Linked DNA regions of Homo sapiens: region 2 is linked to region 1. Evidence: read pairs that join two places in POLR2A ChIA-PET (ENCODE). Cell type or tissue: HepG2. All regions are shown on one strand. Each heading gives the region's core, and the rest is flanking DNA. Links, peaks and the distances in the headings are about the cores only.

Region 1 (5,366 bases), core at 263-5,262:
CGCCATACCCCTGTGCTATGCATGTTAAATAACATCCGTTTACCTCTTTTTTCTATTGATCTGCTTTTTGTCAGCTCACTTTCTGCAAACCTTCAGAGGGTGAAGGGGGAAGCTTTCCTTCTTTGCCCCTACACTGGCAACTGGGACTTCACTTTCCAGCTGCTAGCTGGGGCCTTAGAGAGGACCCCACAACTGGAAGCCATCACAGCTCTTCCCCCACCCTGCTGGCCTGTGGGGGATGCTGTTGCCTCTTCAGCTCCCCTCTGACTGTGGTCCCTCTGTTTCGAAGCCCTAGCCTCAAGCCTCATCCCCACTCTCTTTCCTACTACCAAGAGCAGACACCAAAATATTTCTGCGTTTCCTCTGGAAAAATCCTGGGAGGTCTGTTTATGGCTGTAGCAAAGCGGCACACATCTGTGCACAGTTGAGCTGGGACAGCTGGAAACTCAGGCACTGGAGTTTGCTGGAATTCGGAGCACGTTGGTGTACACAGTGCCTGCCCCCCACCTACCCACCCAACGTGCCTCCCCATCTCTGCACGAGTGTCCCACCAGAGTCAGTTCTTGCTTCTATGAATAACCCTTCCCTGGCCCCTGCACAAACACACCCACATACGCAGACACACTCCTGCACACAGCCGATTTCAGTAGGACACACAGAGACAGAGAAAGGGACACGTGGCACACAGATATGCCAGCACATTCTGAGAACAAACTCAAGCATGGTTCCTCAGGTCTAGAGGCCCACAGACACACACAGGCACCCTCCCGCTTCACCAGGGCACACCCTTGACCTGTCACCCACCAGTAACACCTACATACACCAGCAGACACGCAGGACAACGCATGCTGACTCGGCACACCCACATATAAACATGCAACCCACACAGAAGGTGTGATTCACCTCCAGCCACGTACAGAAACCCACTCCCAGCCAGTCGGGGCCCGCCACCTAACCTCAGGCGAGGACTACCCTCCCCTGGGAGACCTGGGGACTCCTGAGCCTGGGAATGTCCCTGTTCTTTCCCATTGCCTGCCCTGTCCCTGACCCTGGCTCCCCTCTCAACTCTACCATGTGCTGTCTCTGTCAGGCAGGCCAGGGAACCTGAGTTCCCCCAGTCCTGACCTGCCTCTTCCTTCCCTTCTGTTCCTGTACCCCACATCTTTCCAGAGGCCTAGAAAGCTCTAGGGCTAATTATCTCATGGCCCTCCCTGCTGCCAGGAACTCCTCTGCCCAGTGGCTGACACCCCTTCTGCCTCCCTCAATCCTTCAGGGCTGCTCTTGGATCTGAAGTCTCTTCTTCCTCAGCCCCAGGCCCCCCAGATTCCCACAAGGCTCCCTGATGGGGAAAGAAATGTACTCTTCAGGACAGATTGGGGAGGAGCAGGCAGATGAAGGGAGACAGGAAGAAGGGGAGAGAGAAAGTGGAAAGAAACAAAATGAACAGATATTTCCTAAGGCCTAGGAAGGAAGGAGGGGCAGATTGAGTGCAGCTGTAGGATGCCCAGGGTAGCAGGTGTCTGTGGGGAGCAGGGACAGAGCTGGGCCACCTCAGACCCCCTTGCTTTGCTGGGCACCCATTTTAAGGGCTTACTTGGCCCACATGAGGACAAGGCCTCTCTAGCAATTTATCCCAAACTCCTGATCTTCTCAGGCCAGACCGGGATTCTCCAGGGCTCTTGGAGTGGGGAGTTCTAGGCCTCCTCTTTAGCCCCCTCCATCCATAATTTCCAACCTCACAAGCCTTCCCAATCCCCCTTGGGGCTCTTCCTCTGGATAGGAGCCCAGTCTGCATGCAGCCCCTGCCTCCTCTCAGCCCTTCCCACCCCCCACTTCTTTCCAAGCTGGAACATCACAGCTATTCTCAGCTTTCTGTCCATATTCTGTGGACAATCATGGAATTTTTTAACCCAATCTTGGGTTAGGAACACCCTCCAAACTCTACTGGAAGCCTCAAAGCACTTTCCTTCATATTTATGAGATCTGAGGCAGGTTTCTTTAAGTCTTTGCAACTTGGTTTCCTCAATGTAACATGGAAACACCCAGCTACTAGCACGGCTGTGAGCTTGGTCTCTGCAGAGCACCCAGCCCAGGGCGTGATGTTTAGCAGGGGGCCCTTGATAAATTTAAATTCCCTTCTCCTTCCCCCACTTTTCCCTTTTACTTTGCTACACACTATTTAAGCCAGGAGAGATCAAACTGACCCCATTGCCCTGGGACAAAGGAATGATGGCCTCAATTCAAGAGCAAAGTACAGGAGTTTTTGATTAACTCATAAACACTCCCGACTTCCAGCAGCCCAGCTGCTGTGGTGTGGGGTGGGGAAGGGAGGGGAGGGGAGGTTGTTGAGGGGACATGCAGGAAAGAGATTAGGAAATTCAGAACAGGAGGACACAAGGGCAGGGGAATGCTGAGGCCAAGGCCTTCTCCCACCACCTGCCTCCTGCGGGAGTGATTCCACAGTGCAGAGGGAGAGCCATTTGGAGGTCCGGCACCCGCTCTGCCCATGCCTATGCTTCAGGCTCTGTGAGAAGGCTGGACTCCTTCTGGAACTTCAGGACCTTGGATGCTCCCCTCCTCTGCTCCTGCCTCCCTTCCCCCAGCCCTGGGGTGTGTCAGATGTGTGTTTTCTCCTGGACTCAGCTGAAGCAAGGTCAGCCCAGCTTTCAAGGGGAGGAGCTTCCACACTCTAGGTCAGTGCTCCCGCGGACCAGGGACTTGACCAGAGAGCAGAGAGCATAGGGTGGGGTGTGGGGTGGGAGGACAGAGCACAGGGAGCCCTGGGCTCCCTCCAGAATCTCAGAGGTGCTCACATCCAGAGGGTCTCCCAGGAATCACGGAGCCCCCCCTCTGCCTCCATGCCAAAGGGATCCCAACTCATCCCAGGAAGAAGCCCAAATCTTTGTGCCATGGGGACCAAACATTCCACATGGTGGCTGTCCTCATGGTTTGCATGGTCATTCTGATTTCTAACCCGAATCTTTCCCGCATCGCTAATGGATCCTGTAGGTTCCAAGGAGTTAGTCATGATATCAAGTAAGCAGTTTGTTTCCCCTGAGGATGAGCCAAATTTTGGGAAGATTCTCAGCTGCCTGTCTCCACCCTCCTTCATCCAACTTACCACCCCGACCCTGTCCTCCTCCCCACCCGGACACGTGGGAAAATGCCCTGTTAGCCCTTCCAGTCATGTGAATGAGGCCACGATTCAAAGGCAGTGGGCAAGAAGGAGGCCACAGGGAGCAGCCAGAAAGAACCAGCCCTTTGTGCTAGACAGGGGTCCTTGGGGGATGAGTGCATTTTTGGCGTATTTAGAAATATTTATTTTTTATAATGAGCAGCAGAGGAGGAAAGGGGAGGGAGGGAGAGGCAGAGAGGCCAAGGCAGGACTTGGGAAAAGAGGCTGGAGCAGTGGTGAGGGCTGGGAAGGGAGGTTACAAGAGCGAAAGGAGAAACAGACAGGAGCCAAAGGGTAAGAAGTGGGGACAGAGAGGGAGAAGCAGGACGGTTCTGAAGACAGATGGAGATAGTGACGACACAGGTGCCTGCCACCATGCCCAGCTAATTTTTGTATTTTTAATAGAGACAGGGTTTCACCATGTTGGCCAGGCTGGTCTCAAAATCCTGACCTCAGGTGATCCTTCTGCCTCAGCCTCCCAAAGTGCTGAGATTATAGGCATGAGCCACCATGCCCGGCTGTCATTCTGATTTCTAACCTAAATCTTTTCGGCATATCTCATAGCCAGAGTTCTGGCTGGCGGCCTAGGAAACACCTCTCCTCCTCAGTCATTTGTAGAGTAGATATCAGTGATAGCTCTCCGGAGCCCCCATCCTCTCCCGGCCTGTTTTCCACTTGGCATGCTGTGTGGTGAGCCCTCCATTCACAGGCTTGTTTCCCCCAGGCACTGCCTTTACTGGCCTCAGAAAGCCTGACACCTGGCCCTGGCTGGAATACTCAGGTCCGTGTATTTACAAACATGGTTAGAGCATCAGCTCCGTGCCTGGAGTGTGCAAGGACCTGGGGAACCAGATATAGTCCCTCTCTCATGGAGCTGACCTAGCTGGGGAAATGGATGAGCGAATCAATGATTATACTGCATGATGATGGGGATGATGGCAGGGGCCATGGAACACAGTGGGGCTCTAGAGTGAAGGGTCTGGGGAGGTGGGGCGCGGGGTGGCAAATCCAGGAGGGCCTCTTGGAGGACATGGGGACATACTGAGTCCTGAAGAAAGGGAGATCTCATCTCTATCAAATTCTAGTGGGTTCAGGCTTGCTAGTCTCCTTTCCCCAGTCTTGCCACCCATTTTTGGGAAAAATAACAATAATTCATCAATCATTAATTCATCAGAAAAATACTTATTGCCTATGTAACATGCCAGGCATTGTGCTAGTGTCTAGAAATTCAACGATGATGAAGACCTAGTCACTGCCTCCCTGAAGCTCCCAGCCAAGTGAGAGAGCTGACAAGCAGGCAAGCAGTGAGCCCCTGGAGACCATGTGGAGTCTGTGCCAGGGCTCTCGGAGTGCACAGAACCCCTGTGAGCAACCAGCCTTCTCACTTGACACTCCTTCCCTGAACCCAAGGAAGAGGAGCCATCCTTGCCATTTGACAGAGGCTGCTGGCTTGCCCAAGGTTCTAGGGCAAGTACCTAGGGGACCCGCCACCTCTCCTCAGTTCTCAGACTCGAAGCCCCTGCTCTTGTGTCCTCCTAGCCTGGTCTTGCAGGAGAAAGAGGCTGAATGAAGGTGGGCTTGTCGCCTGGGTGCTGACTGCTCATGAGCAGGCTCCTGGGTGACCCTGCAGAAAGTTGGAACAGTGTCCTTCCTCTCAGGCTGCAGGTCAAAGATCTGGTTCCTTTGCTTCTCTGGCTTCTCCCAGTAGGTGGGGCTGTGGGAAAGGCTGGGAAGGTCAAGGGCCTCTGGAGTACTCTAGGCCCCTGGGCTTAGCCTGGCAGAATGGTTCTCCTCTACTTCCTACCTTCTCCCTCCTCCTGCCACATCCTCCCCAGCCTCCTTACCTTCCTCCTCCTCCTCCTCCTCATCTTTCCTGTGTCGTCCTCTTCTCCTTCCTCATTACTTCTCTTTCTCCAGTTTTCCTCCTCTTCCTCCTCTCCCCTTCCCTTCCTTTCCATTTTCTCCCCCACCTCCCCTCTTCCCTCCTCCTCTTTCTCCTTTTCTCCTTCGAACTAATTGCTTAAGGGGTGAAGACCAGGTCGACTTGTGAAAACCCTGATCCATCGCCATGGTGATGCTCATTCAAACTGAGTTCAAAGGAAATTGTTCCAGTTAAAACTAACAAGCTGGAGCCGAGGGCCCCAGGAAGGACCAGTGCCAGGAGGAGCAAGCCCTGCACCCAGAAAACTAG
Region 2 (5,366 bases), core at 181-5,180, 820 kb after region 1:
TCTCCTCCATTACCTTATGTACCCCTCCCTACTCCTAGGACAAATACATTTTGAAAACAACAGCATGCCACAGCAAGAAATACTGCTTGGAGGGCTGATCCAGACAAATGCAGCAGGGGTTCAGGAATAGGGGCAGGACCTTGAAGCTTGCATAACTAAAGGTCTTGAGAGAGCAACTTTGATAATATGACTTAGGGAGTCTTGGCTTTGTTGTGCCATCTGTGAAGTGGCACAGGAGATAGAAACGCTGGTGCCTCCCAGAACATTCAGAACTTGACAAGGCAGGGCTGGATCCACTGTAGAAAGGAGTGGAGAAGAGAGATGTGTCACAACAGAGCTGGCATGGTGGGGAAGTATCAGCTCTCAGGGTGCTGCGTGCTGGGCTTGGAGTGGAGCAGGACTCACTTGGACTCGGCTGGTGCTGTTCAACCCCAGGGCAATTAGAATATGGCTCTCCTCGGAGGGGCTCGGGTCCTAGAAGCCTCTGCGGGGCTCCCTCCCCTTGCTCAGAAGAGAAGGGTTGTTTCATGGTCAGCAGTGCTCCTTAAAGTGGGGTCTGCAGACTGCCTGTGTCAGAGTCACTGCAGGGCTTAACGATTCATCCAAACCCACTGAAGCAAACTCTCTCGGGATGGGGCCTGGGAAGCTGCTCTTTCCACAAGCTCTTTGGGTGATCTCTAGGCATGCTGAGATGGAAAACCTCAGCGCAGACTAAACTACAGACCCACCCTCAGCCCCAATCATGACAGCAGTATTCCCCTTTACTGGGGATCAGATTCCACTGGGAATCTGCCTCCTCCCCACACAGGCATGGCCCAACCCTCCTGGGAGTCTGCCGCCCTCCAACTCTCCAGAAGGGACAACCCTGGCTCCTCCCCCCGGCTCCAGGGCCAAGGTGAAGGGAATTTTGAGAGAGGACCTCAAAGAAGTGGCAGATTGCCCTGGGACAAACTCAGCCACCCTCATCCAGAAGCAACTCATAAGGCACTTTAGCCGGGAATGCCCTGCAGTTGAGCTAGTGTTTCATTCTGAGCTCATGCCCCAGAAGATACTGCCAACCAGCAGAGGCCTCTCCAGGGTCAATAGTACAAGACCTTTATTTAACCTCACCCTGATCTCTCCACCCCTTATCGTCATTTCCTGGAGCAGAGTGCGTCTTGCTGAGGTGAGAACAACCCTGCTCGTGCGGCCTGGACCACTTCTTTCTAAAACTGGGTCCAGTTTCTTTCTAGATCTCCATCTGGGGATCTTGCCTTCTGAGGCACTCATTTGTGGTGCTCAGCTTACTAGCAGCGTGACCTCAGATAGGTCCCTTAGCTTCTGAACTTGTGTCCTCCTCTGTAAGATGAGTGATCATAGTTCCCACTTCACAGATTACTTGAGGAATGAAAAGATAATGTATGTGAAAGTGCCTGGCATGTTGCTTAGTAAATGTTAGTCCTCGTTGTTGTACCCTTCTGGTGCTTTGGCAGGCAAGAGATGTGTGCGAGCAACAGTCCCTGCCTTCAGTGCCTTCACAATTCACTTAGGGAAATAAGTTTGTTTTGTTTTGTTTTTTTGGAGATGGAGTCTCGCTCTGTCTCACTCAGGTTGGAGTGCAGTGGTGCGATCTCGGCTCACTACAACCTCCACCTCCCAGGTTCAAGTGATTCTCCTGTGTCAGCCTCCCAAGTAGCTAGGACTACAGGCGTGTACCACCACACCAGGCTAATTTTGTATTTTTAGTAGAGACGGGGTTTCACCATGTTGGCCAGGCTGGTCTTGAACTGACCTCAGGTGATCCACCCGCCTCGGCCTCCCAAAGCGCTGAGATTACAGGTGTGAGCCACCACGCCTGGCCAAGAAGAAGTTCTTAAATAGGTACAATGGGAGGCAGCCCTGGGTGTTCTTGAGTGTCACAGGTGGACGGAAAGGGAGAGGTCATCTGAGGCTGGGACGGGCTGCTCGTGACCAGTGGAAGGAACAGTTGGCCTCTCTAACCTTGGACACCTATCAGCTGGGCTGTATTTCCTAGACTATAAAAGGGAACAATCACGCCCGCCCTGCCCACCTCTCAAGCATGCCATGAGGCTCAAAGCAAATAATGAAGGTGGAGGAATGTGAAATCAATAAAATGCTGCAGAAGAGGTCATTTAAACTTAAGGGGGGAAAAGAGATCATAGAAAGGGGGCGTTTGGCAGCTGACTAGAGTAGGAAGCCCCCTCCCCACCAACCCCGTGGGAGAAACAGAGGTAAAAAAAAGTACATCCTGTGTCCCAGGGGATTCTCAGGATAGCTGACTGGAGCTACAGCTGGCATTCATTAAGGGAGGTCAACAGCAGGCTGTGACCAGGGAGAACAGTTCTAGCCAGACTTCTTTCCCTCATTAACAGTAATAGGCAACACGAACTTTGAATATCACAGACTCAGCTGAGCATGAGCACAGAGCTGGCGGGGGGCAGGGGCGGGTGGCAGGGGGCGCCACATAAATTCAGAATTATCCCCTCCCCATGCTTGTGTAAGCACCAACAAAATGCCAGGCCAGGGGGGCGCAGCTCAGCACTTGTATAATGAGGGCCTCCCCTGAGACTTCACCTTCTGCTTAAAATGCAGAGAGGAGGAACAGTGATGGTGGAAAAAAAGTGTTCACTAACCCAAGTGGGGACTCCAAGCCAGCTCAGGTGGCTCAGCCCTGCAGAGACCCAGGAGCCCCAGTCCCAACCCTGTCATCTCCCTACTCTGCCCCACTTCTCCTGTTCCCGGGGTCTATGGAAGGACGAGCTGTTCCCATTGAGCCCTGCCAGGGCTGCGCTTTAACCCCTACAATCCTTCCTAATCCCCCTCAGCTCCACCCCTCCAGCTGCTCCTCCCTAGCCCTGGCATTCTGCCCGCTGGCCTCTGCCCAGCCCTTGCCCCACCCTGCCCAGGCCACCCTCTCCTCTCCCCAAGAAGATCCAGGGGTTGGCCCAGGGCCCTCCAGAGCACAGTCAGCAAGCTGGGCACCTGCAACTCGGAGGCAGAGCCAGGGCTGAGGCTCAGAGTCTGGCCCAGCCTATTCTCACCCACCCAGTCTCTTCCACACCCTTGCCCTCCGCTCTAGGACCTGTTTCTAGGAGCAAAAGGTCTGGGAAACTGAATACCTGGGTCCTATTTGCCACTGGGGCTGCTGACTCATCTTCCGAAGCCTTGGGTTCCAGCTGTTCAGTGACAGGGAGATTATATAAGCTGAGGTCATGTGATTTTTCCCTGGGGTGGGACTTTGGACTTGAATGCTGCCCTGCAGTGAGCGGAGGTTACTCCAAAGAGAACAAATTGCGGATAGCAGGGGCTGTCCTGGAGCTCCTAGGTGAGAAGTACAACTCGCCTCTCGTCCCTCATGTTCTCGCTCCGTTCACGCAGCCACACTGGCCTGTATCCCTGCTGCCTTGTTTGTCTAGCTTGGCAGCCTGAGATCCTGGGGTCTGTCCTTACCTACTCCCACCCCGGGATCACTAAGCCACCCTAAGGAGGTTGAACTTCCTGAGGTCATGAATCTGTGTTGGCAGCATGAGAAGGTCACTAAAGGACCTTAAGCCAGAGGGGCCCCTTGGCCAGGAGCTGTACTAGCTGCTGCGAAGGAAAGGGCAGTGGGTTTGCGGTTTGTGACTAGAATCAGCAAGACACTGATGTCTCCATCCCTTGCAGACCGGCTGTGGGCTGTATCCTGGCCGTTAGCCTTGGTACTGCCTTATCCAGGCTCAATTTCTCAATCGGTGCCCAGCACCATCCTCCCGCCTCCTCCTCCACCCCCACTCCAGGATGTCTTCATGAGTTAATGTGGTGCTGGGGTGGGGCTCAGCAATGCAGAAGTTAATCCAAGCCTGGCAAAATGTTCCTTGCCCCTGGGGGAGCCGCTCCACTGACCACCAGCTGCAGAAATGAACATCATGTTCAGAGCCCAAAGCTGCACACGTGGCCCCTTGTACTCTCTCACCTCAATACGTACATAAAACTAGCGCCCCAGACGGAGACACATGCAAAAGAAGGAGGTGTGTGGGCCTCTGGAATCCAGCTGGTTCAGGCCAGACTGCCTGGGCTCAAAGGTGCACAGAGCTTTTGGCCTCTTGGGGTCCACGTCATGCAGGGAAGCAGACCTTCCTACAGAGAGTGGGGAGGATGGGCTGACCCTCTCTCCCCAAGGTGCACTGTGGGGCAAAAGCCCAACCCCTAACAAGGACTCAGAGCCCCTACCTTTTCATCCATCAATCAATCAGGCCACCGGTCTGTCCATTTGCGGTGGTAATCGCAGGCACATGCTGGGAGCCAGGCTTTAAGACATCTGCCTTAGCCCCAGCAGTGTCACCAAACCCTGGCCTAAGCTGCCCACGCAGATCTGAGAGAAGCAGAATACTCTCAGTCCCCGCCCTCATAGAGCTAGCCCTAACTTTCATTTATATCACTCCATCTCATGCCAGGAAGGATTTAAGGTGACAAAAATTACTTATCCTATAGGGAAGCAGGCCAAGCCCAGGTTCTGAGGAACGGCAGTCAGGATGCAGGAATGAGCCCAGCTCAGTTTAGCTTTGTGTATTTGAAGCACAGAGAGTCACTGAGCCAGAGCCAGATTCAGATGCCAGAAGCCTCTATCCTTTGTATCCATCCCACTCCGAGAATGGCAGTGAAGAGAAAGGGTCTCACAGAGACCTGGCTGGCCGAGAGATGAGCCAAGGTCCTTTGTGGCCGTGTCCTGCAGCAGTCGGACCTGCTTGACTAGACTGGACTCTGTGTGAATTCTTTCCCCCAACCCCAGACTTCTCAAAGTGCTCCCACGCTAAAGCTTTCTGCATCTGGCCCTCCCTGCTCCTGGCAACCCCTCTAACCTCCTAAATCCCAGGGAAGAGGGAGAGCAAGCTGGCAGAACACCCAGATGTCCTGGGTGGGAGTGCTTACATCACTGTGTCTAAGTCATGGGGAAACAGGCCAAATGCTATAGTGGGTGAGCACCTCTTGGGCAGGTCCCCCCAAGCCCAGCAGCACATGTGTTCAACATGCAAAAGCAGACTCACACCCCACCCTCTGAGGCTTAGTGTGACTCCCAGGATTCCTAGCAGAGCCTGGTCTGGCCCTCTTTAGAGACAAGATCAACACCATTTATTAAGAACCCACCAAGAGAACCCACAACCCTGCCCTTGAGGAGGTTTCAGTGTGCTGGCAAAACCAAGACAAGCCACACACAAGACCATTTATAGGACTCTTTGAAACACTTATAAAGCAAAGATAAACATATTAAGATAGATTAACACCATGCAAACTGAATGCGCATAGACTGACGATATGCAGTAATGGAGAGTTTAGAGATGGGTGGAGTTAATTAGGGAAGGCTTTTGGAAGATGCAAATTTTAGGCAG

The links. Peaks named below come from ENCODE experiments on the same cell type or tissue, not always from the same donor. Only the 100,000 strongest peaks of a DNase experiment are listed, where the experiment ranks them.
Region 2: POLR2A ChIA-PET joins it to region 1 with 7 read pairs; 1 of 35 experiments calls an interaction of 5 or more read pairs at or near these places.

The regions. Positions count from the first base shown.
Region 1 is chr11:120,182,537-120,187,902 of GRCh38, reverse strand. LOC124902773 (a long non-coding RNA gene) reads left to right here and starts at 2,305. Exons shown (of 2, transcript XR_007062923.1): 1 at 2,305-2,653. LOC105369530 (a long non-coding RNA gene) reads right to left here and starts at 1,710. Exons shown (of 3, transcript XR_948101.2): 1 at 1-1,710. In HepG2, for the core only: a CTCF peak has its summit at 4,881 (motif pointing right); DNase peaks (open chromatin) are centred at 1,012, 2,332, 2,642 and 4,882; H3K4me3 peaks cover 1,725 bases.
Region 2 is chr11:119,366,371-119,371,736 of GRCh38, reverse strand. The region is part of intron 2 of USP2 (ubiquitin specific peptidase 2); the gene reads left to right. Among named protein-coding and RNA genes, the nearest start is that of USP2, 13 kb to the left of the region's middle. RefSeq lists a cis regulatory region at 3,233-3,246 and enhancers at 2,366-3,296, 3,168-3,312. In HepG2, for the core only: no CTCF peak of the experiment used is centred there; DNase peaks (open chromatin) are centred at 1,086, 2,026 and 3,206; H3K4me3 peaks cover 800 bases.